3 separate regions of the Homo sapiens genome follow, and regions 1 and 2 are each linked to region 3. The links are chromatin loops, found by intact Hi-C in ENCODE. Cell type or tissue: endothelial cell of umbilical vein. All regions are shown on one strand. Links, peaks and the distances in the headings refer to the core of each region. The heading gives the core; the rest is flanking DNA.

Region 1 (9,978 bases), core at 3,411-5,910, 55 kb before region 3:
TTCAACATTATCAGTGGGTTGAATTTGTAAGCTATCAACTCAAAATATAAAGATAATTTTTATAACAGGGTCTATATTGGATTGTAAAAAGAGGGTCATAGGATTTGGATCTTTAGGGCTCTGTAATTCAAAATTTGGGATGTTCATTAGGACTATTTGTGTTATGTTGTAAAACAATTGTACTTGTTGGCAGACGTCTTGGGTTCAAGTTATGATTTTGCATTTAGGAGGTTTGGGAACGTGGACAAACTCCCTTTTGAGTTTTCCTTCACCCCGTCTTTGTAATGGAGATAATATTCTCATTTCCCTGGGTTTTTAGGAAGGTTACCTGAGATGACTCGTGCAAAAGCTAACACATAATAGATAATAATATCTATCTATATTGAGATATCTATATTTAGATAAAGATATCTATATTTAGATAAAGATATCTATATTTAGATATCTATATTTAGATAAAGATCTATATTTAGATATCTTTATCTAAATATCTATCTAAATAAATGTTAATTTATTCTGAAGTGTGGTAAGTTTATCTAACATTTACTGTAGCAACCAAGGTGGGGCTAAATATGGGGACCAATCAGAAAGACGATCTCTGTCAGTTTTGCCTAGGACGTTCAGTGGGACTTGGGTAGGAGACTGTGGACTAATCTCACCTCTGGAAATTTGTGTGGCCTGTGCTATAACTGAGAGGAACCAAGTAAGCCTGTGTATATGGCAAATGGTAGTCCTCTCCCAAACAACATTTGTAAAGAAAATGCATTTTGCACTATTTCTTAGTGTGTCTGAGGCTTTTTATGTTCATAAAAATCTTAGTGAGTTGTTGAAACGTGCTTTTCTGAAAAACCTTGGAATTTACCTGGTTTAGAATTAGAATCAGAAATGTGTCTTTTTAAACTGTATTCTACCTTCTTAAATCTTTTGCCTTCTGCAGCAACATGGAGCAACTCTGATACTTTTTTCTACTTGAGGGCCTTTCGTAGTCAGAGATTATACTAAGATAGCAAAAAATAGAAAGTGACACACTAGTCAAGGTTGGTTTATTGTGTGGTAGGAAATCCAAAAGACGTTGGAAGCAACAACAATAGCTCTGAGGTCCTTGGAACCAGGAGTTTTGAAACTTTTACTTTACTGCACGTCTGTTGACATGATTCCATGAATATTTCTGCTCTTTCTCCCTTATGTATACCAGATCCACTGGGCTGAGTTAAATATAAGACCCCAAGCATGGTCAATTCTTATTAATAGTCCTTGAAGAGGCTCTCTCTTGTTTTTGATTGACTTTCTTTTTCTTTCTTTTCTTTTCCTCATCCTTTCTCCTTCTTCCATTCTCCCTTCCACCTCACAGAAGCCTAACGGGCTTGGAATAGCACTTATAAATGCATGAATTTTTAGAAATATATACTATTGTTTTCATTTCCACAATAATCATGCCTAACATTTATCAGCCACTTCCCATATGCTAGGCTCTCTTTCAAGTCCTTTAAATGTAATAACTATAATAATCTCACAACAAACTCCATGAGACAGGGACTGTTATCTAGTGTGTTTTATAGATTAGAAAACTGAGACACAAAGAAAGTAACTTTCTAAGCTCACATACCTGGTGAGTCAGTAGCTGAGGCAAGATTTAAAATCAGGCAATCTGACTGTACATCTCACTCTTCGCTACTTTGTCCTTGTGCCTTTAGATCATGGTTCTGTGCTATCGATCTGATCTTATTTCTTACTCTTTTTACTACTGTTGTTGCTCAGCATAGTCTTCCCCCCTCAAAAATAAGTAACATTTATATTGCTATTATTATTATTATTATTTTGAGACAGAGTCTCGTTCTGTCACCCAGGCTGGAGTGCAGTGGCACAATCTCAGCTCACTGCAACCTCTGCCTCCCAGGTTCAAGCAATTCTTCTGCCTCAGCCTCCTGAGTAGCTGGGATTACAGGCGTGCACCACCACGCCTGGCTAATTTTTGTATTTTTAGTAGAGACAGGGTTTTACCATGTTGGTCAGGCTGGTCTTCAGCTCCTGACCTCGTGATCCGCCCACCTCGGACTCCCAAAATGCTGGGATTACAGGTGTGAGCCACCACGCCCAACCTGTATTATGAATTATAATACATAGATAACGTGTAAATATTTAATGTCACATATTATTCGTGTGAGTTAGATTTGTAAATTTGATTAGCGCTGAGACATTGGTATTAGTTTTTTCTACAGATGAGAAAACAATTACATACTTTTACAAATGATACAAATATGTGTGAAATATATTTAATCACATACATGAATAATGCTCAGTGAGCAGGCATAGAATTGTCAGGACCTTTGCAGTATCTCCAATATATACCCTGCCCATAGATTAGGAACTATTGCTGTACTATTGCTCATCAGTTTAAATAATTATGTTAATTCACATTTATCTATATGATCAGCATAATCTTTCAAAAATCGATTTACAGGCCTGGTGCGGTGGCTCACGCCTGTAATCCTAGCACTTTGGGAGGCCGAGGCAGGTGGATCATCTGAGGTCATGAGTTCGAGACCAGCCTGACCAACATGGTGAAACTCCTTCTCTACTAAAAATACAAAAATTAGCTGGGCATGGTGGCAAGCGCCTGTAATCCCAGCTACTTGGGAGGCTGAGGCAGGAGAATTGCTTGAACCTGGGAAGCAGAGGTTGCAGTGAGCCGAGATCACGCCACTGCACTCCAGCTTGGGTGACAAAGTGAGACTCTGTCTCAAAAAAAAAAAAAAAATCTATTTACATTGCAGCTCCTTTAGGAGGTTTACTACTTGTAATACTGTAGAGTCTTCCAGAGTGTGCATCCATTGTATTTCACTGATTGATTTCGTTAGTGATACACCTCAAAGTGAGGTAGTCATATACCTCCAACTCTTGGCTGCCACAAATGTACTGTCGTGAGCATTTTGTATATGTGTTCTTAATGATTGGCAGAAGTTAGCTCAGGATTTGTGGCTGTGGGGAGGGTGCTTGATCATAGTGCATTTTAATATTGAGTTTCACTAGGCTCTGTGTTTTTTGTTTTTTGTTTTTGTTTTTTTTTAAACATAAAGGCTTCACTAGGGTTACTTTCCCCCAGTAAAGCATTAGGATTCTTGTTTTCTTCATGCCATCACCAGCACGGGGTATTGCATGACTTTATATTTTTTGCTAATATGATGGGTATGGAACTACTAGTACCTCCTGGTTTCTGCTTCTTTTCCATACATAGTAAACAGATTCAGTCTCTCAAAATTACTGGGAAGAAAAGTGATTTGTTTCATAAGTGTTAAGTGTCTGTTTCTGGTCATGGCTATCTCTGGGACTGTGGTCATAGAGAGGCATACTGGCTATTCAGCAGGGTTTCTGAGTGGGAAAAAAATCTCTTGAAAATGTGGTGTTGTCAAGGAAGGCCATTTTACTGATGTTACTTCAGGGCCCTTCTTTCATTCCTTCACATTTTTCAATATTTATTGTATGGCAATTGCATTGTAGAAACTTTTCTAGGTACTTGGGAACAAAATTGTGAACAAAATAGACATGTCCTGTGGTTTCTCTGGAACCTTTAGTGTGGTCAAGGGGACAGGCATTAATCAAAATACTCAAGCAAACATTTAATTACAAACTATCATGAGTGCTACAAAGGGAAAGGAGAAGAGCTCTGGTATATAACGGGGTAGATGATCTGTGTGTGCTTACTTGATGCAGGTGTCTTTTGGGGATGCTATAAGACAGAAAATTTAGAGGATAAGGTAAAGCAGTAGGAGGAATATTCAGACAGAGAGAATAATGTGTGCAGAGATCCACAGGCAAGAGGGAATGTGGCATCCTCGAGGGATAGTGAAACCAGAGTTGTTTTGAGGACTTTTATTCATTTATTCAACATATTTTTATGGAGTGCTTACTATGCTCTAGAATATGACAGTGAACAAGACAGAACACTAGGAGATGTTTGAGATGAGGCCGAAAAAATAGGTAAGGGGCTCGCCCTATTGTACACTCATCTCCCTTGGTTTGTTTTTTTGTGTGTTTTCAGAGAGAAACAGCCGTACTTAACAATCTGGTTTCAGATTCTTTTAACCTTCTGTTTGCCTTTCTCTGAAGGTGCTACAGTTTGTTTGACACCCTCTTCAAGAGGGGCCAGTAGAACTAAGGATAAAATTTTTAAGTCTTCCCATCAAGAAATGTGTCGTTAACATTAATTAAGTTTCCTCACTGTTATCAATGAATATCCCTCCGTATCCTTCTCTTTCACTAGCTGAGCATTATATTATGTGTTGTTCAAGGGCAGATAGTCTGTGAAGAAGTGCTTTAAAAACTGATAGCGTGTGGGCTCTGAGCATGTTGTGCGGCTGACTGGCCCCCACCTCCTCTTGTTTCCTTTCTCCCCAGAAAGGCCTCACTTGCTGCATGACAAGTCAGGCTATTGTTTGCTCATTCGATATTGTCAGCTAAGATGCTTCACAATTCCTTAAGAATTTATTATTGTTGTTGTTGAGGGATGATAGAGTCCTCTTCTTCTCATTTAAGTGACGTGTATCGAAAAGGAAAAATGACAAATAAGAAAGGACTTGGGAAAATTTCCTCCACTCCTGACTTCCAGACCTTTAGAACTTAATGCTTTCCGTTCAGTACTTCTGCCCCCTAACCTTAAAGTCTTGAGAGAAGAATGACTGGTGTTGACAGGATGCTTGTTTACTGGCTTCTGCCTAATTTTTGAGGCATGAAGTGGCCATCTCATATAAAGCAAGTAGTTCACATCCTGGGACTGAGACTACAACCTGGTTTCTCCTTGTCTTGTTTCGATGGAGTTATTCTGTATCCTGTGAAGAATCTCTGTTTTGTCATATTGTATTCCCTCTTTAAATCTTTTATATCTCTTTCTCGTACTATTTTGCCCCTGATGCTGTTTCTTTCTTTATTTTAAGCTTTAGATTCACCTCTTAAGTTGTCAGCCCACATGGCCATACATGACCATGGTTCTTACTGGTGTGAAGAAAGCAGATTGTAGCTGGTTGTTTGAGATGCCTTCTTAGGTGGACCAACCTCTCTCGGGTTCTTTGGTTTTATCTCTTGCTCTTCCTCTTGAATGTTTATGATACTTCCTGGTCACGTCATTTCTCTTTGACTCTTTCTTTCTTCCTTCCTTAGGTTCCGGATTCATACAGGTATGAATCTACTTCCCCATCTTTGCCAACCCTGGCATCGTGCCCCCTTGATTCCTTGGCTTTTCACAGGCTAGATGCTTAATGGACTCTGGAAGCCTTTATCTCTAGGACGCCTTTATCTGTAGGACTGGGCTTTTTTGTTTGTTTGAGACAGGGTCTCACTCCGATCACCCAGGCTGGAGTGTAGACCTGGGGTTTCTAAACACTCTTCACCTTGTGCTCAGCTCCTTGTATGATACCGACCGGATCCTATCCATGGACAATAACAATCTTGAATGTGTTCACAATGCCTGGGGGAATAAGTCCCAATCCGGCCAGGAAATGCTGATCTCCTTCCGACGGGATCTGCTTGTCTCACCTCAGCGCCAGTTGCTTCCCTTTACAATCTCTTTGCTGGCCAGGTTAGAACATGTGCTAATTCTCTGAAAACACACCATGCTTTCCTTCCTCTGTGTCTTTGCTTGAATGGTTCTCTCAGTCCAGAATACATTTTAAATATTTCTACTTCCACAAATCTATTCTATAGTATTTATCAAAATAGTACCTTCCCTATTAAGTCTCCCCTGATTCTTTAGCTGAAAGTTATTTTGATTTCCTCTGAGTTCCTGTTAATTTTGTGGGTACTTCTGTTAGGCTTCTTAGCATTCTACAGATAAGGAGATGGGACTTCGTTTAAACAGCTCTGGGCCACAAATATAGCATGTAGAACTGTGGAGATTCTAACTCACATTTTAACCTAAAATGCCATACTCTTTTTATCCTATTACATTCTTCTCATTCCATATATGTCTATCTTATGTAGTATGATTGAAGGCAGGGTGCTTGAATAAGGTGTAATGTTTTTGAATACTTAGCATATCCTAGGCACTGTGTGACATATTTTGCATTTATTTAATTTGGCTGTCATAAAATTTCTGCAAGGCAGGTACAGTTACTATTCCCACTTTACATATGAGGAAGTGAGGTATGGAAAGATTATGTAACTTGTCCAAGGTTAGGCAGCTAGCAGGTGACAGGCAGGACACCAGCTTAGGCAGTGTGGCATCACAGCCTATGCTTGTAACTGCCGTGCAATGCTGTAGGTAAGCAAGAGCTAACAATATAAGCCTGAAACTACTGGCTTTCTCAGTTGATGGTATTTGAGAAGTGTGGTCTATGATATTCCTCAGTAACTTTCATCCATGGAAAACCAACATATCTCATTTCTATAGGTTTTAGGATTTAAATATTTTTAAGGATTTTTCTGTTGTAGACTTTAAATTTACGATTTGAGATAAACTGAATGCTAAATCTTTCCTGCTTGGGAAGAATTCAGATGTAAAATTGTAATTTGTATTATTGGAAAACAACTCCAGTTTTATGCATTCTATGCAAGGATGAGCTATGTATTAGTTCATTTTCACGCTGCTGATAAAGACATACCCGAGACTGGGAAGAAGAAGAGGGTTAATTGGACTTACAATTCCACATGGCTGGGGGAGGCTTCAGAATCATGGTGGGAGGTGAAAGGCACATCTTACATGGCGGAAGCAAGAGAAAATGAGGAGGAAGCAAAAGCGGGAACCCCTGATAAACCCATCAGATCTCATGAAACTTATTCACTACCATGAGAACAGTATGGGGGGACCATCTCCATGATTCACATGATCTCCCACGGCATCCCTCCCACAACACGTGGGAATTATTGGAGTATAATTCAAGATGTGATTTGGGTGGGGACACAAAGCCATGACTAGAATAAACCACATCAAGTTACCTGCTTATCTAAAGTTTTAGAAGGTGTTCACAATGTTATTCGAAAGCCAACTTAGTGTAGTGAGCATTTGGAGAAGCATCCTTTATACAAGTGAGATGACATACATTGTTAATATGTGCTTTTATGTTTGTCTTTGCAAGATCTGAGCTAGAATAGAATCATAGCTCTAGGGCCAATTAGAGTGGGAGATAGTTTAATAGATAACACAGGTGCTATTTTGTCAAGTTGCATGGTTTCTGGACAGTTTACAGAGAAAAAATTTTTAGCTGAGAGCCTGATGAAGTCTTAAGGCTATTATTAATAGTAATATTTGGGGACTAGCAAAGTGCTCACATAAAAAGCACCAACAAGGATTAAAAAAAGAGAAGGTACTGACCAGATTCACTGCCTTCTATTCCCAAAAAGATTATTAAAAGGTTCATGTAAATAGAATATGCGCACACCCAGGAGAAAGTGATTTATTTTTAAGCTGAAGCCGAGGTTTTACACATCCCTGATAATAGGGTTTAATTAATGTTTGGAGTGAATAAAACACACTCAGAAGAAGTGTAGTCATATCCTTAATTTCCTTGATTGGCAAAGTAATTGATATCATGTGTGACATTTGAGTCAGTGCTATTTTATCAGTCACTTGCTCTCTGCGAGACAGAGACTGTGATTGAAAACAGTAGGTATGGGTACTTGATTTTAAAATGAACTCTATCATAATATACTGATTACAGAATCAGAAGGGCAATGTTGGTGAATATTTTTGGGCAAAAAATGACTGTAACCTATTCTAGATATGGTAAAACCAGCTCTCAGTACTTACCCTATAAAGAGAATATTGGTTTTTTTCAGAATTTTGCAGAGGGTCTTTTTACTTAGGGAACAAAGAGAACTGTAATTGTCAAATGTGGTTGTAAAACGGTAAATCTATTTTTGTTCATGGCTCATTCATTCACTTGGCATTTAAAAAAAAATTTTTTTATTTGTTTATTTTAGAGACAGGATTTTGCTGTCACCCAGGCTTGAGTGCACTAGTGCAGTCATAGCTTACTGCACGCTCAAACTCCTGATCTTAAACAATCCTCCTGTCACAGCTTCTCGAGTAGCTGGGACTATTGGTGTGCCCCACCACACCTGGCTAATTTTCTATTTTTTGTAGAGATGGGATCTTGCTATGTTGTCCATGTTGGCACTGGGCTCAAATGATTCTTTGCTTTCGCCTCCCCAACCACTGCGATTACAGGCGTGAGCCAATGGGCCTGACCTCATTTGGCGTTTATTGACACCATATTAGAAACCCTGTACTACGTATAAAGATTATTGGGGGAAACTTCTCAGCTATGCATGTGTGTACATGCATATGTGCTCATTAGATCTTGGTGTAAGTACAGTTTTTCTTCTAGTCATGGTTTAAAATATCTGAAAAGGTGCTATGGGGACACAGCAGTTTACACCAACAGGGACCTTATAATTAAGTAGATATGACTGTAACATAGAGAGCGATAACGTTATAAAAGAAACACAGGTATGTTACTATAAGAATGTGATGAACAAATCATTTGATAAAGATATCAGCAGAGGCTTAGTGTGGGAGATGCCTTTTGGCTGGACTTGGGCAGTTGGTTAATTCTGAATGGGGTTTGGGGTAGGGGAGTCAGGTGAGGATTGGTGTGTGTAGGTATGCCTAAAGGCGTGAAAATATTTCCAAGAAGGATTGCGTTTCTTTTTGCCACTGATGGCAGAGTCAACCTCGGCTTCTGAGTTTAAGAAGAGTGTGAGCACCTCGAGCAAATAAGTCAGCTAAACAAATGGAGCTGAGGCATTAGAAAACGCCTGTCGATTTTTAAGAAAAGGAGCTCAACTCTAAGAGTGCAAGGAAAAATAAATGCGTGGAGTGACAGGATAATAGTCTATAATTACTTTTAAGATTGCTATATTGAGGCTGTGACAGTCACTTAGTTCCTGAGTCTTTTCAGGAAAGGGTAAGAGGTAACTAGCCAGAGCTGGAGTCACTCCTTGTAGAAGTTAGGTGGCTTTGATAGTGACATTAACTCTTCAGAAACTCCATGACTATTATTTGGTATCCAAAGCAGAAATTTATGAAAGAGTCACAGAATTTTACATCTGTAAGATAATCTTTTGAAAATAATTAGAAAGAATTCAGGTTTAGAATATACATGGGTGATAGACAGAGTAGTGAAAACATCCCCAGAATCTGGTCCTGCTCAAAAATGGAGCAGAGTTTCTTAGAATGCACTGACGTCTTCACATTGACCCTGCACAGTACCATCCCTGGGAGATCTGGCAAAGGAGACATTTCAGAAATGTGTGAGTTAGGTGCCATGGCATTAAGATCTTTTCCTACTGTACAACTTCCCGTTTTTAAACTCACCATCTTGATGTACAGCTAACTAATGTAATTTTCCAAAGTTTCTAGAGAAGACAACAACCTTATTGAGATACTGGGACATCTGGGTGCCAGTCTAGTTCCAGTTACATCTTACTTTTGAAAGAAAGGAAAATCCATTAAAATTAGAATTTGTCTAGGAAGCATCTCCCTCCCAGGAGCGGAGTACTAGCTCTTCACTATCATTGGTCTAAGCGCTTGAAATGCTCCCATGTTTGGAATCCCATTGTTTATGTATCAGTTCTCCCAACACTTCCACTCGTTAGGGGTATGATTTAAGAGTTAAGGCCAGGTGCGGTGGCTCACACCTGTAATCCAAGTACTTTGGGAGGCCAAGGGGAGCAGATCACGAGGTCAGGAGATCGAGATCATCCTGGCTAACATGATGAAACACTGTCTCTACTAAAAAAAAAAAATATATATATATATATAAAATTAGCCAGGCGTGGTGGCACACACCTATATTCCCAGCTACCTGGGAGGCTGAGGCAGGAGAATCGCTTGAACCCAGGAGGTGGAGGTTGCAGTGATCCGAGATCACGCCCCTGCACTCCAGCCTGGGTGACAGAGTGAGACTCCGTCTCAAAAAATATCCTTTGAGGTCACAGGATTGATGCTATACAAATAGTAATTGTATTATTAATGATAGAAATATG
Region 2 (9,978 bases), core at 4,325-6,824, 450 kb after region 3:
AGTGCCTCTGGCCTTGTGTGTACTCCTGGAAAATAGGAATACAAGTGGTCTCACCAGAAAGATTCAAACGTTTGAATGTTTTCAAGGGGATAGCCCCTAAAATCCACCCTCTTCAAGTTTTCTAGCCCTGTGAGGTTGCCAAACAGACACTTCCCCCTAATGCTCCAACCCACTTCTCCAGTGGCTAGAGAGAGAAAGTGACCGGTACAGAAACCAGAAGAGGTTGTGCAGTTCCTCAAATGAGACTCCCTTCCTTGTTGGAGGGAAGACAGTCAGCCTGGTAAGACTAGCAGCAGCCCACGAGATGTGGGTCTGAGCAGTCTCAACAAAAGTCCAGGATGAGGAGAATGGAGATTTGTGCAGCCATGCTGATAAGAGGAGGAAAGCTCGCTCCTGGTGCTCTCTAGGAAATTAGAACCAAGCCCAGCCTGGCATCAGCACCCTTCCTGCCTCATCTCTCGTTGGTCTTACCACTCCTTCCATGGCAGCCACATCAGATGGGTTCTGGCTGGTCGCGGTGCTCCATGGACGCCTCCTGCTTTCCTGCCACTTGGGCCTTGGCTGAGATGTCTTAAAAAATTTTTTAAACTCATCAGAATTTGATGGCCTCTATTTGGCCTATCTCTGCCACACATTCAAATCTTTCACATCCCTCAAAACCCAGCTTCAATGCCATCTCCTCTATTTAGATGTCACTTCTTTCTCTTTCAGTCTCAGTACACCCAGCCAGCCTTGGGTTATGCCATTTTTGTGCTTGCTAGATCCCTCTTATGCCATAGAGATTTCTCTGTGGATACAAACTCTGCTGTTGATCTCAATACTGATGGCTAAGGTATATCATAATACATCATAAATACATCCTGGTTTGCCATCTCAGTTTATGACTTTGTCTTGGTATAATATAAAATGTACCTTATGGCTAAGGTACATCATAAGGTACATCATAATACATCCTGATTTGCCATCTCAGTTTATGACTCTGTCTTGGTATAATTAGTTATTAATAGGTCCCTCCTTCACCTTGAAGTTTTTGGGTTTGGATGATAAATTATACAGTCACCTTACTGAGGGTCTCTATCCAAGTACATGGTACATTAGCAGGGGCTCAGTAAATGTGGCAAAGTACCTTAAAGGGCATTTAAAGGATCTTTTATACCCAGGTCACTGGGGCTCTCAGCCCTACCCTTTTCACTCCTTTTCTGGAGGCAGGCTACCATTTGTTCCTCTTCTCTCAAGGACTGCAGAATGACCTATGACCACTTTCTTTTTGACAAGCCTTTCCAGGATTTCAAAATGCTCTGACCCAACAAGAGAAATCACTTACCACAATCCTACCCCTTCTTCTCAGCCCCTAAACAGTAGAACAGCCACTGGATATTGGAAATAGGTATCAGACACTAGAGAAGGTCAGAACACAGCTGGTGCGATATATCATTTCCAGCCTCAACTGGACTTTTGGCCTTGCCCAATTTCTTTTTTTGTTTGTTTGTTTGTTTGTTTTTGTTTTTGAGATAGAGTCTTGCTCTGTCACCCAGGCTGGAGTGCAGTGGCATGACCTCGGCTCACTGCAACCTCTGCCTCCTGGGTTCAAGTGATTCCCCTGCCTCAGCCTCCCGAGTAGCTGGTACAGGTGCCCACCACCATGCTTGGCTAATTTTTGTATTTTTAGTAGAGATGGGGTTTCACCATGTTGGCCAGGCTGGTCTCGAACTCCTGACCTCAGGTGATCTGCCTGCCTCAACCTCCCAAAGTGCTGGGATTATAGGCATGAGCCACTGCGCCCAGCCAGACTTGCCCAATTTCTTTGACAGTCCAAGTTTTCAGAATTGCCTCTATTTACACAGTTGCCTTAGGAGAGGATCACAACTTGGAAAGCTTGAAGCTTCTTTATTATAAACTATGTAGTTAACATTCTAGGTTCTGTTCAGAGGTCAGAAAAGATAAGGTCTCTTGTGCTTTTTCATCATAATAAAAAACTTACTCAAAAGTCAGCCTGTTGGGGTGAGTGTTTGTTGACTTTTTAAACAAGATATCAAGCATTTGGAAGTAACAGAGGCAATACGCCCAGCCGTGTGAATGGAGCTCTAGCTTCAGCATCAGGAAGCCTGGGTCGACGTCTCCTCCTCTGACTCATTGCTTGCTGAAACATGAATCATATGCCCTTTCTCAGCACTGGGTCTCACTTCCTTCATCTCCCCTATAAAATGGGCGTATTTGCCATTCCTACCACACAGGAGGGGGCTGAGGCTTTCAGAGTCCTTGCTAATTACACACAAAAATATTATTAAAAGTAAAAATAAGCCATAGTGTGATTTTGACGCTCTGAAGAGGCACACGTGGAGGGTATGCGAAGCCATTTTATGACCTTGCTTCGTTTCTGGACATCCCAGTTCACTGAGAACAGGCTCTCAGAACGTGGGAATGGGCAGGAGAATCCATGTTGAGATGGAGATGCGAATGAGTCTGGTCTGTTTACGTGGGAGCAGGAGACCTTTGAGGAGATCACTCGCCAGCAATCAAGAAGAAGAACATGGAGACTGGGATGGAAACCCAAATAAGGCTATTCTGTGGAGGGCTCTGATGCCAAGGCTGGGGTGTTTGGACTCCCTTGAGGGTTATGGGAGATCAGTGGAGGTGACTGAGCAGGAGCATGGCACGACCCACAGTGTGTTTCAGTGAGACACTGTTTCATGGAGGGGCAGAAATGGGAGCTGGGGTCTGTCACCTTGTAAGCAAATGGCAGCTCCCCTCTGTCTGAGCTTCAGTTTCTCATCTGTTAAATAGATGGGTTAAACAGCAAATTGGTCTAATATGCTGTGATTCTATACTAAAGAACATGAGGAAACAGCTTGTCATATTGACGTGTGTGTGTGGAGGGTGTGTGTGTGTTTGGGTCAGGGGAAGAGGTGGGAATGCGGTAACTGCTTTGTTAGACACAAAGCCAAGTCCAGAGACCTTGTTCTTTAGGGAGGAAGCCTGAGCAGCCTCACGATCTCTAGCAGGTCTGAAGAACTTTCTGGGTATCTTTCTTTAGGCCACAGCACAGCACATCTGCACTTTAGGGCCTGGCCAGCGACCTCTGTCTAGACGTGTCTGCTGTCTACTTCCTAGTTCAGCTGAGAGAGCTAATATTTGAAAAGACTGGCCAGGCGCAGTGGCTCACGGCTGTAATCCCAGCACTTTGGGAGGCCGAGGCTGGCGGATCACCTGAAGTCAGTAGTTTGAGATCAGCCTGGCCAACATGGCGAAACCCTGAATCTACTAAAAATACAAAAATGAGCTGGGCGTAGTGGCAGGCACCTGTAATCCCAGCTACTTGGGAGGCTGAGGCAGGAGAGTTGCTTGAACTCGGGAGGCGGAGGTTGCAGTGAGCCGAGATCATGCCCTTGCACTCCAGCCTGGGTGACAAGAGCGAAACTCTGTCTCAAAAACAAAACAAGACAAAACAAAACGAAAGACTGCATAGGGGTTCTTGCAAACTAGCTATTTCTCAAGATATTTCAAATCTGTCTGTATCTTCCTATTAAATTTTCAGGAAGTTTTATATCAATGAGGACTACATGGCTTGGAGGCCCCAGAACTCTATCTTCAAAGTACAACTTGATAGTACACCTCCGACACTTACCAAGGTTTGCTGTAACATTGGTACATAGAAGAGCCTTTATTATAATGGTGTTATAAAGATAGCATCTGTTAAGTTGCTTTATATAAAGTTTCAGATGGAAAATTCATCAGTGAACTTATATAGTAAAAAAAAAATCATTAAAAATTTGGGTGGATCTACTTAGGTTTAAGTATAACTGCATTTGTGCTCCTGTTTTATAGTTGGGTTTAAAAATACTTGTGATTTTTATTATAAGCTTCCTCATATATCTTTTCAAGTAGGTTTATGTAAATAAGTAAGTAAGTAAATAAATAAATAAAGGTTCACTTGGACCCAAGTTAGTGCACGAAATGAAGAAATAAATCCACTTACGAATGGTGAACTGACTGAAGCCCTCCTAAGATGTTAGTTCAGGCAAAAGATCCAAATTTCAGAGCATCACAAGAGACAGCAGATTCCACTGAAACTATTACCTTACTGCTCCTATATATGAGGTGAAGTTTTGTGTGAGAAGGATCAAAGAGATTGTGATCATCTCTAAGCAGTGCAAAAATCTAGTGATGAGCAGGAGGAGAAAATCTAAATAGTTCTGGTAGAGATATAGGGATTAGTAAGTGAGGAGGTTATATGCTGGAGGTTACATTTAGCCTATAAAAACACCATAATCCAGGTTTATTCTACCAATTACTGTGTGGCCTTGAGATCTACATTTTAGCATTTACTAAATGATAGGGAAGAGCAGTTGAGCTCTTAAGCTTCTTCTAGTGCTCGCTTTCTATTTGCCCCAAAGTCAGTCTACACTGAGTGACTGATCAAACTCCACTTCCACCTTGGATTCCATAAACCAGCTAAGAAATAGATACTCTCTTCCTCACCCTTAGCCCCACACCACACCCCCACTGCTCATGACTGGAGGGCATATGTCGATTGGAGGGAAGGATGCGACTGGAAGTCTCTGAGAAGAGCTCTTCTCTTCCCTCAGGGACATGTCTATTCACTGAAGAATGACATAATAAATGGTCAGCTACCTTTAACCTGCCTTCCATGGATTCCCTGAGGAAAAATTAAATTACTGTTCTAATATGCTACAAACGCACAGACTCAAAATGTAAAATATGAAATGAATCTGACAGGTTATGTGGTTTAGCTCCCACACTTGATGGACAGAGAAACTGAGGCTTGAAGAGACGCACCCAAGGAACCTGGCCAAAGACACAGAGACAAGAAGTCTTGGAGCTAGGGCTACAGCCCAGATCTCCACTGCTCCTTGGTGCTCTTTGTTTTTTTTTTTTTTTTTTTTGCTACAAGTTGGAGCTCAGTCCCTGGGTTGCAATGGATAAATCTTTTGCTAGGCAACCCAGTTGCTAAGCTTTGCTCACATCATTCTTGAGCTCAAAAACCTTTATGGATTTCAGCTATTCATTCCTAGTATAGTCATCCTTTGGTATCCTTGAGGGATTGGTTCCAGAATCTTCTGAGGATACCAAAATCCAGGGATGCTCAAGTATCTCATATAAAATGGTGTAGTATTTGCATATAACCTACGCACATCCTCCTATATGCTTTAAATCATTGCTAGATTACTCATAATAATACAGTGTAAATGCTATGTCAATCGTTGTTATACTGTACTATTTAGGGAAGAATGACAAGAAAATCTCTACATGTTCAGTACAAATGCAACCTTCCATTTATTTTTCCAAATATTTTTCATCGACACTTGGTTGAATTCATGGATGTGGAACCTATGGATACAAAGGGCCAATTGTACAAGATTCATTTTGTGTCATTATTTGGGCTCTGCCCATGATATTGCTACTACTTTTTAAAAAAATTTATGAATTCCCTTCTGGAAGACGAGGTAGAAAGTAGACAGGCGATTTTGCTAAGCAGTTTTGACATCTCTCACACACACCTATTTTGGCTAACCTTTTCCTGATTTCTCAGTCCTCAGTAGCTCCTCTGTGCACGTGCCCAGATGTCACATTTCTTAACTTATTTTCTATTTCTTGAGGATAATTTAGTCACTTTTTTCTCTACAGTAAGCAGAGAAGGTAGAGCTGGAAAATGGGGTCTTCATCAGAGTTTAACTAGACTATGAATAGAATTCTGTAAGGCACGGACCAATGAGCTGTCTTTTAGGTCAGTCCAGAAGGACTCAGATTCACACCAAACTTAAGTGGCTGGTGAATGAGGCTCAGATTGTCCTCCCAGTTTCCCACTGCCATCCCCAATCCTGCTCCAAGAGCGCCCTCTGCTGGAATGGAGCAGGAGCCAACATCCTCAGCCATCTTGGAAGTGGGGCCAACTGGAACTCTGAAAGGATGAAAAGTACCTCTGTTTAAATACAAGCTCCAAATAAGACAGATCAAGTCTACAATGTCTTCTTGACTTTTATTTCTCATTCCTTCTATTTCCATTTCTTTGACAACTTTTCTTAAGAGGATCACGATGTGGTGAAAAAATAGAATTTAAAGAGGGGAAATGTAATCCAGTGAAATGGGCATAAAACTAAGAATTCTGCCTTCTTTGAGAGGTTTAATTGCTGGGTTACAAAGAGTAATTTCTTGGAATAACTCAGTTTCTAGTCTCAGATTGTAATTACTCCTTCAGTTAGAAACCTTCTTCCATTCATTGCCTGCTAAATTAAGTCAACATTCTTTACTTAGCTTTCAAGGTATATTTGTATATGAATTTACAAATTCATAATATGTTATTTAGTTTGTACTTCATTTATCAAAGCTAATAGTATCTTTACTTTAAAAAAATTTTACTCTGATCTACTTTTTAGAAATTGAAAAGATATTGAAAACTTTAAAAGTACATTTGAATACCAAAGTCATATGTTTCACATTAAAAATCATGCTCAGCACTTAATCTGCTTATAATTTTGAACAAGTGGAAGACCCTGATTAAATAATTAGCTTTTGAACAGAAACAATAATTGATAGGTTGAATTCTATCTTTAGCACTGATGTTAGTCCTAACTTGTTGTTTAGGATTGAGACAAGGTAAAGCGACATAAAAGATTTGGGGGAGTTGATATAACCTTTAAAGTGTCATTTAGTCAAAGGAAGAAACAGTAGCTAGGAATATACCTATTGAATAAACATAGCAATATGGTAGATTCTAGTCCTAGACCCCTGTTTTACAGCTAGAATTATGCCAAAAAGTTGAAAAGTAAAGCTGGATGAAACCTTAGAGAAGACTCCGCCATCTTATAACTCAGATGGTGAAATGAGACCCAGAAAGAATAGTCTTCCCAAAGGCTCACGGTCAGTTATTATAGGAGCCTCATTTGGAATTTGAGTCATCCAATTCTCAATCCACTGTTCTTACCACTACCCAACACTACCTTTGTTTAACTGTCTTTCTTGCATAAAAAGGGACTTATAGGTGAGAGATTCTATAGTGCCATTGGGAGCTGCTGCCTGAATCTCCGTGTAATTTCAAAGAGTTTCCTAACTCAGACCCTGTCCCATTTCACTGTATCCTTAAGAGGCTGAGAAACGGGGCATTCAGATTCTTTCCCCATGCTGACTCTTCATTCTGTTTACACATGGGCCGGCCAGATGCTAGAGAAAAAAAAACAAACATTTGCAGCTGTTATCAGGGGTAGGATAGAGCACATGAGGTTCCCAAGTTTTGATCCAACACATCAGAACACACTTGATTTTTACTCTGGCTTGGAGTTTACTGCCTTCAGCTTCTTCTACAAAGCCTGAATGTTGCCATTTCATGTCAAAACCTGCACTGAGAGATGCCGATGGCTTCTTGAGCTAACTTCAGCCCATCACCGCAGTGGTCTAGATGACCAAGGAAGTGACTGCTTCATTACAGCTTGAGGGGACCCTCTTTCTTCATCCCCCACTTTCACTTTTTTTTTTTTTTTAAATGAAAAGGCCGATGGTTCTCCCAAGTAGCCAGAGGCCAGCAGGAGCACTAAGTAAGAGACAGCAAGAAGTGTTCTTAGTGAGAACAATGTGGACTTTGGAGTTATGTAAAACCCAATTTTAATCCTGGCCCAGCCATTGACTGGCAGTTTGATTTTGAGTTATTTAAGTTGGAACCTTATTTTTCTTGCTTATTTATTGAACTATTAATTGAAAAAGTGATTCTAGTCCTAGACCCCTATTTGACAGCTAGAGAAATGAGACATGAACTGATACATGCTCAGATAAATACATTTCTTACTCAGAGGATAATAGTCAATGATTAATAGTTTCCACTGAGACATCACAAATAAGAAATAGATTGAAATTACATTTGAAGGATCTAGGTTAGATATCAAAAACTTCCTTGGAAGGGAGCATCATGAAACCTCTATTTCTTAGAAATCTTTAAGAATATAATAGTCACACATGTTGAATGAGTTTAAATGAAGCATTACTTACCAGGATAGACGACCTCTCTAGTTTTTCCCCAGTTAAAAAATCCAAGACTTGGGTTCCTTCTTTCAAGAGGAGTAATGTAAAAAGTCTGACCCCTAGTGGTCATCGTCTCTGCATTGGACCTAAGGGAAAAAGGCCAAAAAGAATGATAACAACCAGACTTTGTTTTGGAATTAAAAACGAACCTTAGAAATGTGAGAGTCAAATTGTCTAATTCTAAAACAAGGGAACTTAGACCAAATGACTACAAATATTTCCCCAACACCAGCGACTCTGGAGTAAAGCTTGTTATGGAACTCAGGACCTTTTGCTGGTGCTCTGGGTTCAAGATCCAATCGCTTCATCTTCCAGAGTCTCCCACCTGGAATCAGCCTCTTGGTGACATAGAAACAGCAGGTATATGCTGATTCGACTTTCAGGGCACAGGATTCAGTCCGCATTCTTTCCTTTTCTTTCGTGATGAGGAGCACTTAATTGTTCAGTAGATGTAACTCTCTCTCAGGTAACCAACCTAAGTTCTCCATTCCCTTTGTACATTCTGACAGATGCTCATAGCATGCTAAGTGCTCATGGGTGGTAGGCTGCTTTCTAGTTTCCTGATGTCTGTCTTCTCCCATTAATCAAATCTGATGCATACAAAGAACCAGCTGATTTTTTCCTCAAACCCGTTTATGCTACTTTTATTAGTAAATGCAATTATATAATTTAAATATTATGCAAATAGATGAAATATAAGTATAAAAATAAAGAGACTGTGTCCATAAAAATTAAATTGATTGCTTTGGAAAGGCTCAAGAGGGAAGAATTGCTGAAAAAATGATCTAAAATTAGTTTGTGGATGAGATAACTGTAGAAGAATAACACAAAGATTAAAATCCAGAATAATTGTGCAAGTTTCTAAGGTTTTTATCTGCTACAAAGAACAAAAGAAAAGAAAACAAAAACAAAAATACCTGAAACTTCAACTAATAGAGGATGCATGATGGGAGTGATTTATTCAAGAAAAATGAGATGGAGCTTCACAAATGGAAAATGTGCACTTAAAGAGAGGCCTTGGCTCTACCTACTGGCAAGTGAAAGTCTTAAGTTAAAATATATGTATTTATATGATTCCTAGCTTTAGCCAAAATTTCTGATTAGCTGACACTGAACTGTAATAGGTGAAAGTATTTCTTTAGTATTAAGATTCAGATATCAGAGTGAGATCCAGGAAAACTGGTTTACTTAATATCTCCTGAGTGCTAATCTCCTGAGGATTTGGTCTTTCAACAATTCCTGTAAGATCCGTTTTTATTTCCATAAGTCTCCTTTTTGCAGGCACTTTCCGCAGATCCTTTTCCCCTTGACAGTAAGTAAGCTTTGTCTCTGAACTAGGCCCCAAGAATTCAGCTTTCAAACCCTCTGTTAAATTAATGTTTGTTCACTTTAGCAATTCAGTAATAGTCACTCAGGATCTAGAACAAGATCCAATGTTTGATGTCTTAAGATTTGAACAGTGTAGGGCCATATGTGGACACTATCAATATTACATCTTGCTTTTTCAAAATGTAAAAGCCATAAACATGGACACACTCGTTGTAGCCTTGTCTTCTGGGGAATGCATGTTATAGAAATAATATGCTGTGCAAAGATGTTCATTGCAGCATTATGTGTAATAGCAAATACACTAGAAGCAACTTAAATATTTAGCAACAAGGTAATCATTTTATTGTGATATTTTAGCCAAATACACTAGAAGCAACTTAAATATTTAGCAACAAGGTAATCATTTTATTGTGATATTTTGGCCAAGTATCATTTGGTGGTTATTGCTCGTCACTCATGTAGTAATTACAATGACTCTGTTGGAATGAAGGAAAAAAGTCCAAAAAAATAAGAACAGGCCAGACTTTGTTTTTGGAATTAGAAATGAACCTTGAAAATTTCATAGTCAAATTCTGTAATTCTAAAATATAACTATTATCAATAAGGAAAATTGTTCAT
Region 3 (9,978 bases), core at 5,013-7,512:
AAGACTAGCCTGGCCAACATAGTGAAACCCCATCTCTACTAAAAATTACAAAATATTGGCCGGGCGTGGTGGCTCACGCCTGTAATCCCAGCACTTTGAGAGGCCGAGGCGGGTGGATCACGAGGTCAGGAGATCGAGACCATCCTGGCTAACGCGGTGAAACCCTGTCTCTACTAAAATTACAAAAAATTAGCCGGGCGTGGTGGCGGGCACCTGTAGTCCCAGCTAATCGGGAGGCTGAGGCAGGAGAATGGCCTGAACCCTGGAGGCGGAGGTTGCAGTGAGCCGAGATCACTCCAGCCTGGGTGACAGAGGAAGACTCCATCTCAAAAAAAACAAAAACCAAAAAACAAAATATTAGCCGGGCGTGGTGGTGGGCACCTGTAATCCCAGCTACTCGGGAGGCTGAGGCAGGAGAATCGCTTGAACCCAGGAAGCAGAGGTTTCAGTGAGCTGAGGTCGTGCCATTGCACTCCAGCCTGGGCAACAGTGTGAGACTCCATTAAAAAAAAAAACAAACAAGTATATTATTTAATTACTGCAAATTTGTGAATTTTGCAGTTTTACTTATGTCTATTTATTTCTATTTTTATCCCATTGTGCTCAGAGAAGATACTTTGTATGACATCTACTTTTTCAAATCTATTGACCCTTATTTAGTTTATGGGCTTATTCATGTTCTATCCTGGAACATGTCCCATGTGCACATGAGAAGAAGGTGTATTCAATTGTTGTTCAAGTCCTCTATTTCCTGACTTACCTATTGTTTGGCTGTTCTATCCACTGTTAAAAGTTGGACGTTGAAATCTCTATTATTATACAACTGTCTATTTCTTCCTTCAATTCTGGTAATTTTTGGTTTATATATTTTGATGATCTTTTATTAGGTGTGTATACATTTACAATTGTTACATATTCTTGATGTATTGAGCCTCTTATTAATATAATGTTCTTCATCTCTTTTTTGTCTTTTAGCCTTTTTTGACTTAAAATCTATTTTCTCTGATATTTTGCTAGTCTGCTTTTTGTGGGTTACTATTTGCATGAAATGGTGTTTTCTGTCCTTTCATTTTAAACTGTTTGTGTCTTTGGATATAAAGTCTCTTGTAGACAACATATATTTGGGTTATGTGTTTTAATTTATTCTGCCAACCCGTCTTTTGACCAGAGAATTTAATTCATTTACATTTAAAGTAATTATTGATAAGTAGAGAATTACTTCTTATTTTCCTACAGATGCTCCTTAAGTTGTGATGGGGTTATGTCCCACTAAAACTGTCTTAAGTTGAAATAATTGTAAATTTAAAATGCATTTAATATACCTAACATACCAAACATCATGGTTTAGCCTAACCTACTCTAAACATACTCAGAACACTTGCATTAGCAGACAGTTGGAAAAAAATCACCTAATATAAAGCTTATTTTATAATAAAGCTTTAATTATCTTATGTATTTTATTGTATGTTCTACTGAAAGTGAAAGACAGAATAGATGCTTCAAGTATCGTGTTTAATGAATGTGTATCACTTTTACACCATCATATGGTAAAAAAATTGTAAGTCAAACCCTTATAAAATTTATAAGATTATAAAACCATTTATATTTATTTTCTATATGCTTTATAGTTTCTTTGTCCTTTATTTCCTATATAATTTTTTTTGTGTATTCAATTGATTTTTTGTAGTAAAATATTTAAATTCCTACCTGATTTCTTTTGTGTATATTCTGTAGCTATTTTCTTTATGGTTACAATGGGGGTTACATTTAACATCCTAACGTTATAACACTCTAATTTGAAGTCATACCAGCTTGACTTAGATAACATACAAAATTCTGTTCCTTTTTCAGTTGTTGATGTAACAAAATTACATCTTTATACATTGTGTACACAACAACATAAGCTAATAATTTAATACACTCATTTCTTAAATTGTAGAAAACAAAATTGGGCTTACCAATCAAATTACAATAATATGAGATTTTAAATTTGTAATTTAAAAAAATATTAGTTTCTTAAATCATGTAGAAAACAAAAAGTAAAGTCACACATCATGATTACAATGATGTTAGCTCTTATAAGCGTCTGCCTATTTGCCTTTTCTGACATCTGTATTTCTTTGTATGATTTTTGAGTTACTCTGTAGTATCATTTCTTCTCAACCTGCAGGCTTCCTGTTAGCATTTCTTGCAGGAGAAATCTAACAGTAATAAAGAACTCTCTCACCTCTTTTTTTTTTTTTCATGACTGGCATTTTGATTTTCTTTCTCACTTTTAAAATAAAATTTTGCCAGATGTAGGATTCGTGGTTGATAATTTTTTTTCCTTTTAGCACTTTGAATATATTGGCCCTCTGTTTTCTGGCATCTAAGGCTGCTGCTAAGAAAACCGGATAATTTTATTGAGGATCCCTTGTATGTGATGAGTCACCTCTCTTGCAACTTTCAAAATTCTCCGGTTGTCTTTGTCTTTTGACAGTTTAATTAGAAGGTGCCTCACTATTTGTCTGTTTGAGTTCATCTTACTTGTACTTTTTTGAGCTTCTTGGATGTTTATACTCTTGGCTTTGATCAAATTTGGGGGAGTTTTTGGTGATTATTTCTTCAAGTATTGTCCCTGCCTTTTCTCTCTGTCTCATACTTCTGGGAATTCCATGCTGCATACTTTGGTATAGTTGATTGTGTCCCACAGGTCTCTTAGGCTCAGTTCACCTGTCTTCAATCTTTTTTCTTTCTGATTCTTAGACTAATTAATTTACTTTGACCTCTCTTCAAGTTTTCTGATTCTTTCTTTTGCTGTTAAATCTGTCTTTGAGTTCCTCTAGTGAATTTTTTATTTCAGTTATTGTAATTTTCATTTCCACAATTGCTTTTTTTTCTTTTTCTGTATTGATATTCCCATTTTATTCATGCATTGTTTTCTTAACTTTCTCCTTGCTTCCTTTAGTTCTTTCAGCATGTTTAAGACAGTAGTTTTAAAGTCTTCGTCAGGTAGATCCCCCATCAGGTCTTTTTTAGAGACAGTTTCTGTTGGTTTATATTTTTGTTTTGAATAGACCGTGCTATCCTGTTTCTTTGTATGTCTTTTGATTTTTTGTTGTTGTTGAAAATTGCATATTTGAAACTAATAATGTAGAGCCCTGGAAATCAGACCTTTTCTCTTCCCCAAGGTTTACTGTTACCGTTTGTATTTTGTGGGGTTATTGTTGCCAGTCTCTGTGCTAAGTATTAGCTTTTTTTGTTAACTTGTGGTCTTAAGTATTTTCTGAGCCTGCATGTTTCCCTGGTTATGTGCCATGACTTTCTCATTTCCTCTGTTGTTTTCAAATGCCCTGGTTATCAAGGTCTGTCTCCCAAAATGAGAAAAAGTAAAAAATAAAGGAAGAAAAAAAAAAAAAGGACTGGCCTTTTGAGTCCCATGGAAGTCACTTCAGCTGGAGTGAGAGGGGCAACACTAATGATAGTTGCCCCTTTTTCTTTATGTGTGTGATTAAAAGCAGCAATTAATGTTCAGTCCACAGATCCTTGATATATGGAAGACAGGTCCTTTTTGCCCAGCTTGGATCATGTAAGCTGTATGCAAGCTGCTTCAAGTACATGTGCACAGATGCCTGCCAAGGATCTAAGAGGTGGGGTATAGGTAGTTGCTATTGTGCTGAGATGTAAACTTTACCTAAATTAACCACAACTTACCATCTAAAGCTTCCCTCCAGAAAGTAGACTCCTTTAATAGACTCTGGACTTCCAAAATAAGTTGTTGATATAGATGGTGGCAGTGCAATCGTTGTCTAGGTGGAAAGACAGATTTGTGGTGCCTCCTGCTTTGCCATATTCTCAGAATCCCTTTCACTTCCTTCGATTTTTACTAAGCAGAACTAACTTCCTTAATTCCTCTGCCATGCCTGCAACTATTCCTTTTCTCCCTTCTTTACCACCCCCTCCTCCTTTCTCCCTGTCTCTAAATTTAGGTTCCCACTCAGAGTTCTCACTTTGACCTTCCGTTTTCTCTCAGTAGATGTCACTACTCTAATAAGATCAACTTTGATCTTTCTTTATCTAATTATTTGAACTGCTTGTGACTTGGTACTGTGTTTTCCTTTGACAAGTTTTGTTTCATTTATCCATGAGATCTTTTCATAGATAACACCTGCCTTTTCACTTTCAATGTATCCCTAATTCTACTCATCATCTTACTCAAAGGCTTACATTCTGTTAGACATACCATTATATTTTCTAGTCTTGCCAACTAAATCGTGTTCATTGATGATATATCTTGCTTTCTTTGTATATCTATCACCAAGGCTTACAGGATTATTTCAATCTCTTTATTTTCTTGCCCATCATCCTAGTTCATATCTTCTGGGTTACAACCTACTCATTGCCTTCATTCTATCTTTTTCACATTCCAACTGCATATCTGTAACCACTTAGTGGTTTAAAAAATATTATTTTCTTCCTTTGGCTTTTCCACATTAAATTTCTCCTCTTGGTTTATTTTTCAGAGTACTCTATGACCTACCTCATCCTATGTAGCACACTGTATCTCCCACTGTCCTTTTTATACAGTCCTTGCTCTTTTGAAGCTCATATCGTCATTGTCAGCTTCATATGCCAAGCCAATTTTTCTTGTGTCTTTCTCAATACCTGATGAACCCTCATATCCTCATTTTTAGAAGCCTAACTCTACTATTTTACTCATACGTGTCTGACAACTGGATCATCTTGATCTCTCTCTTCTCTGCATCCTCAGTCTTTTGATTGAGTCATGTGATGTGGTGGCATGAGCCCAGGGTTTAGGGCTAAGAAACCCTGCTCTGTTGCTTATCACTGCATTTCCCATCTTTACATGCAAAAATGAGGATATTAATAACAATTTTTAGAAGGTTATTTTGAGGACTAATTAAGATAATGTAGAGTATCCAACAACTGCTGGTTCAGAGTAAAGGCTACTATGAGTCAGTTAATAAATAGATTTATTAATGCTGTTTGATTTTTTCTGCCACTTAATATATACCCTTTTGTGGGGTAATGTAATCATTGCATGTACATTAATCTTGCCACCAAACTTTATTTTATAAGCCAGAATCATAAAATAACATGGGAGACTTGTAGAAATTATTTAAAATCACAAATCGTAGAGCACCAGATTTGACATGGTCCTAACCCCTCTGCCCTTTCTTGTGATGAGGAAACTGGAGCCTAAATTTCTTAAGTGAACTGTTCATGGTGACACAGTTACTAGGAGAGCTGGTCCTAACCACAACTAGAGATTTCTGGACTCCCAGGCCTCTGCTCTTTCCATTACCTTCTTGTTCATTTATTTTAGCAATTGCCTGAAGGCAGGATCACAACCCATATTTCTGTATCACCCATAACCTTTATTTTCATTTCATTTTATTTTTTTTGAGATGGAGTCTTGCTCTGTTGCCCAGGCTGGAGTGCAGTGGCGCAATCTCGGCTCACTGCAAGCTCCGCCTCCCGGGTTCACGCCATTCTCCTGCCTCAGCCTCCCAAGTAGCTGGGACTACAGGCGCCCACCACCACACCTGGCTAATTTTTTGTATTTTTAGTAGAGACGGGGTTTCACTGTGTTAGTCAGGATGGTCTTGATCTCCTGGCCTCGTGGTCCACCTACCTCGGCCTCCCAAAGTGCTGGGATTACAGGCATGAGCCACCACGCCCGGCCCATAACCTTTATTTTATTGCGAGAAGATAGAATAGCTACTTGATTGATATTTGTGGCTTGATTGATCTATTCTTTCTTCGACTGTGCAATAGGAATTCTCTGGGAAAGGACTATGAAGTCTGTATACTTATCACCCTTTTGATGCTTTTGGGGTTGTTGTAAGCATGCAAAGGGTTCATTGTGCACTGCTTCTGTATACTGACTCAGGGTGGTGGGGAGAGGAAATGGGAGAGGAAGTTATATACATCTTGAGCAAATCAAGCTTTTCTATTTTTAGTCCTTGCTACTGTTTGGAAAGTACAGCCTCTGTTCATGGCAGTCTGGCATGTGTTTCCTTAGTGCCATTTCGAAAGGGGGAAAAAATAAATATGGGAATTTTTTTTTTTTGTAGTGAAAATAGTTACTCAGTGAAATCACATAAGTTTCCCGTTTTTCTCTTGATGAAACCTCAAACCCACTAGGCACAGATTCCTCAACCTCAACTATGCATGTGAAAGGCTCATGCAGAACAGGAGACCAGAGTCAGCAAAACCTTGTATAGCAAGATAAGCTGTGGTGCCCCAGAGAAGCGCGGATGGGTGGCGGAGGTGGGGAAGGCAGGGAAGGGAATGGTGATGTTCTTTCATATTTAGTGGGGAACTTGGCCAACTACCAGATCGTTGCCCCCTGGAAAAGGCTGAAACCTGAACTAAGATAAAGAGACACATAGCTTTGCAGCTTTTTGCTTAAGCTGTTCCTTTTGCTTCAGTTTCTGTCCTTGGTAAAAGTTTCCCTGACTGCTTTATAGCTACTCCCCCAATTCAAATAAATAATTTTTCTTTAATAGTTGTGATGGCATTTGGGAGATTTTTCCAATCTAAGGCTATATCATTAGGACACGATAAAGAGCCTTTTATGCTAGTAAATAAAATGATTTGATCTGTATTTAGATGGATTGCTATAACATAGTGGTACTCAAGTGATCAGAAATGGTGATGACAGAGTGTCTTGGAGTCACCTTCAGGGGTCCATTGAGGCAGACAAGGACCTTAACCAAGGTGGTGGCCATGACCATGGAGAAGGGGAACAAGAATCAAAAGCAATTTGGAAAGAGGGGGCTTATGGGAAAGAGAAGAGTCCAGGATGCTTGGCAGGATTGTGACTTTCTTCAGGGAGAATACATATCCTTCCTGTCCTAGTATGTGGCAAATGGAAGAATCCTTTGGAAAAAAATGAGGACTTTGAAGCAGGTGTGATGTGAATGTTACTAGAGGAAATGTTGATACCAATGAGCAAATATTGCCCTTTGTTAATGAAAGGGACTATACAGTCTCCAGACATAAACAGCTCTGCCTAGACAAAATTGTAGCAGTAGGGTGAGAATAATGCATTGCTATAATTAATGCTAATTTGTGGATATTGCTGTATTGTTGTCATTGTTTTTTAATTGAATATGTATTAAGCTCCAACAGGGTGCTATGAATAATGCCAACTTATAGTTGATTTATGAGAACACTCAGAAGACTTTATTAACACCAGTAAATGGAAACTCGCACTCCTTCGAGGTGGTAAACGTCTTTGCCATTTCGACAGATGAGGAGAAGTGAAGTAGATTGTGTTTTCTCTGTTGGCACTGCGGGTGAGAACACAGAAACTGTCGAATGAGAGAAAAGTATTTTCCTTGTCCCCTGGAATTGGGTTAGAATACATTAGTAAAGAATTCTTTAATGTGTTCAGAGTTGTGGGATTTTAATTAAATTGTTCCAGTTATTGTTAGCACTTGGATTAGCAACTGGCAACCAAATTCTAGGCCAGCAGATTTCAAATTTAGCATGGACAAGAATTGGGGTGAGGCCGATGGGTTTGTTAAATGCCAATTATTAGGCCCTGCCTTCAAAGGTTTAGATTTGGTAAATCTAGGAGGGGGCTTAGGAAAATCTTATGTTCATGGATATCGAAGGTGCTTCTGTCCTCAAAGGTTGCTAGCTTCCTTTCAAAACTCCAGTATTTTCTTATTTTAGGACGTATCTTTGGCCACCAAAATCTAGCTTCACCTGAGACCAAGGGCTTTTTATTTAATAGCTGCAAATTCTCTTATAACACACCAAGTATAATCCTGTAATCCTCTTTTATACACAACATACCACCAGAAAACATGTGCAGAAGACTTACCGTATGCTTAGCATTCTAGTGGACACATGATTTCTACTACCTTATTTCACCTGGTCTCCAAAATATCCCTGTGGGGTTGGTATTATTGCTCCCTTATTTCATAAGAAGACACTAAAACTAAGAGTATACGACTTGGTCAAACATCACATCCAGTTTAATCCTTTCTATCTTAACCTGGTTAGGCATATATTTTACTTTAAGTTTGAACAACAGGTGGGATTCTTTTTGGCACTGACAGAGTTTGCAGTTGACAGTAGAGACTGTAAACTCGGCTTAAGTGGACCCGTCCCATAAAGAAAAACATTCACATTGGAACAAGGGAGAGGTGAAAAGGAAAGTTGGAAGTGAGTAATTCAACTTTTCATTTTTTTTTGTCCCCTTCCTTCCTTCCTTCCTTCCTTCCTTCCTTCCTTCCTTCCTTCCTTCCTTCCTTCCTTCCTCTCTCTCTCTCTTTTCTTTTTTTTTTTTTGAGTCTCACTCTGTCGCCCAGGCTGGAGTGCAATGGCATGATCTCGGCTCACTGCAAACTCCGCCTCCTGGGTTCAAGCGATTCTCCTGTTTCAGCTTCCCAAGTAGCTGGGATTACAGTTGTGTGCCACCATGCCTGGCTAATTTTTTTTTTGTTGTTTTTTTTTTTTTTTTTGCATCTTTAGTAGAGATGGGGTTTCACCATGTTGGCCAGGCTGGTCTCAAACTTCTGACCTTGTGATCCGCCTGCCTTGGCCTCCCAAAGTGCTGGGATTAGAGGCGTGAGCCACTGCACCGGGCCTGTCTCATTTCTTTAATACGAGGTACTAAACTGTCACTGAGTAAATAGTAGACATTTGATTATTATTTGACTCTGAATATTTTTTGAAAAAAGGAACATTTCATAAGAAAGCCTGAAATGAGACATGAGCAGAATTCTGGGGTATAGAAATGATTTTTAAGTTGAGACAAGAATAGTGAAGCTTGAGACGACATTATTCCTTGCCTCCTTTAGACTTTCTTCAGCCTCCACCTAGCAAAGTAAAAGTCTTGTCATAGCAGTCTGTTGCATTGTATTCCCTGGGTCTAAGGCAGAAATGTGTACGTGCTCCAATAACCCTTGTTTGTTGTGCTGTGGAATCACGTTCATTTCTGATTAAGGTGAAATCAGTAGCTTTCTGATACGGTCTCTCACTCACTTTTTATCAATGGCAACCTTTTTCCTAAAAATAGGAATTTCTGCTGGGAGTGTTTTAATATAAATTGTCTGTGCTCAGCCTGAAATATGTGTGATTCATACCATGTGTTTGTTCCCACATCAACACTAAGTCCCAAGATACAATTACCCCTGCCCACTCTCTCCTTCGTCATGGGGAATGTGTTTATCCTTTAGATATCAGCACCTTGGGTAAGAGCCAATCTCCTTATATGCCTTGGTTTGCACACCTGCATTGTCTGACCACAGCTGACCCTTTGAGTCTGCTCTTACTCTATTTTTACCTTAAAGAACACTCGTGTTTGCCAAGTACACTTGCACATTGCAGAGTTCCTTCTATATCTTTATGCTCATGTTGTAAATATGTTAAATACTTGTTCTCCATTTAAGGCCTTCTCAATTCTGTCGCCATATAGCTCTCTCTGATTTCTCTATTCAGCTACTTTCTCTCTTTCCTCTCTCTCATTTTGCTTTTTTCTCGAACATCTTGTGTGTCTTACCTACATGTAGTCTGCCTTCTAATATGGACATTTGTGGATAAACTAGTTTCTTCAATGCAACTGTAAGCTCTTGGCAGAGAACCCCTGATCCATTCTCTTTCCCTCCCTCCCCTTCCTTCTCCCTCTCCCTCCTTTCCTTTCTTTCTTCCCTCCCTGCCCCCCTCCCTCCCTCCCTCCTTCCTCCTTCCTTCCTACCTGCTTCCCTCCTTTCTTCCTACCTGCCTCCCTCCCTCCCTCCTTCCTTTCTACCTGACTCTCTCCCTCCCTCCTTCCCTCCCTTCCTCCCTTCCTTCCTCCCTTCCTCCCTCCCTCACTCCCTTCCCTCCCTTCCCTCCTTCCTTTCCCTCCCTTCCCTCCCTTCCTTCCCTCCCTGCCTTCCTCCCTCCCCTCTCTCCCTCCCTCCCTCCCTTGTCCCTCTTGCCTGAACTTCATATCAGTGTGTCTTGAATATTTGAAAA

What was found. A loop is a pair of places that touch in the nucleus more often than their neighbours do. Peaks named below come from ENCODE experiments on the same cell type or tissue, not always from the same donor. Only the 100,000 strongest peaks of a DNase experiment are listed, where the experiment ranks them.
Region 1: it touches region 3 in a loop (2.1-fold over the local background); 2 of 110 quality-filtered maps call a loop at or near these places.
Region 2: it touches region 3 in a loop (4-fold over the local background); 5 of 110 quality-filtered maps call a loop at or near these places.

What each region holds. Positions count from the first base shown.
Region 1 is chr3:188,448,003-188,457,980 of GRCh38, forward strand. All of the region lies in intron 4 of LPP (LIM domain containing preferred translocation partner in lipoma), which reads left to right. Among named protein-coding and RNA genes, the nearest start is that of LPP-AS1, 120 kb to the right of the region's middle. In endothelial cell of umbilical vein, for the core only: no CTCF peak of the experiment used is centred there; a DNase peak (open chromatin) is centred at 4,529; H3K27ac peaks cover 2,172 bases.
Region 2 is chr3:188,948,942-188,958,919 of GRCh38, forward strand. No RefSeq gene overlaps it. Among named protein-coding and RNA genes, the nearest start is that of TPRG1-AS1, 6.3 kb to the left of the region's middle. RefSeq lists silencers at 5,599-5,893, 8,259-8,553 and an enhancer at 8,209-8,743. In endothelial cell of umbilical vein, for the core only: a CTCF peak has its summit at 5,876 (motif pointing left); a DNase peak (open chromatin) is centred at 5,830.
Region 3 is chr3:188,501,411-188,511,388 of GRCh38, forward strand. The region is part of intron 5 of LPP (LIM domain containing preferred translocation partner in lipoma); the gene reads left to right. Among named protein-coding and RNA genes, the nearest start is that of LPP-AS1, 62 kb to the right of the region's middle. In endothelial cell of umbilical vein, for the core only: no CTCF peak of the experiment used is centred there; a DNase peak (open chromatin) is centred at 6,011; H3K27ac peaks cover 794 bases.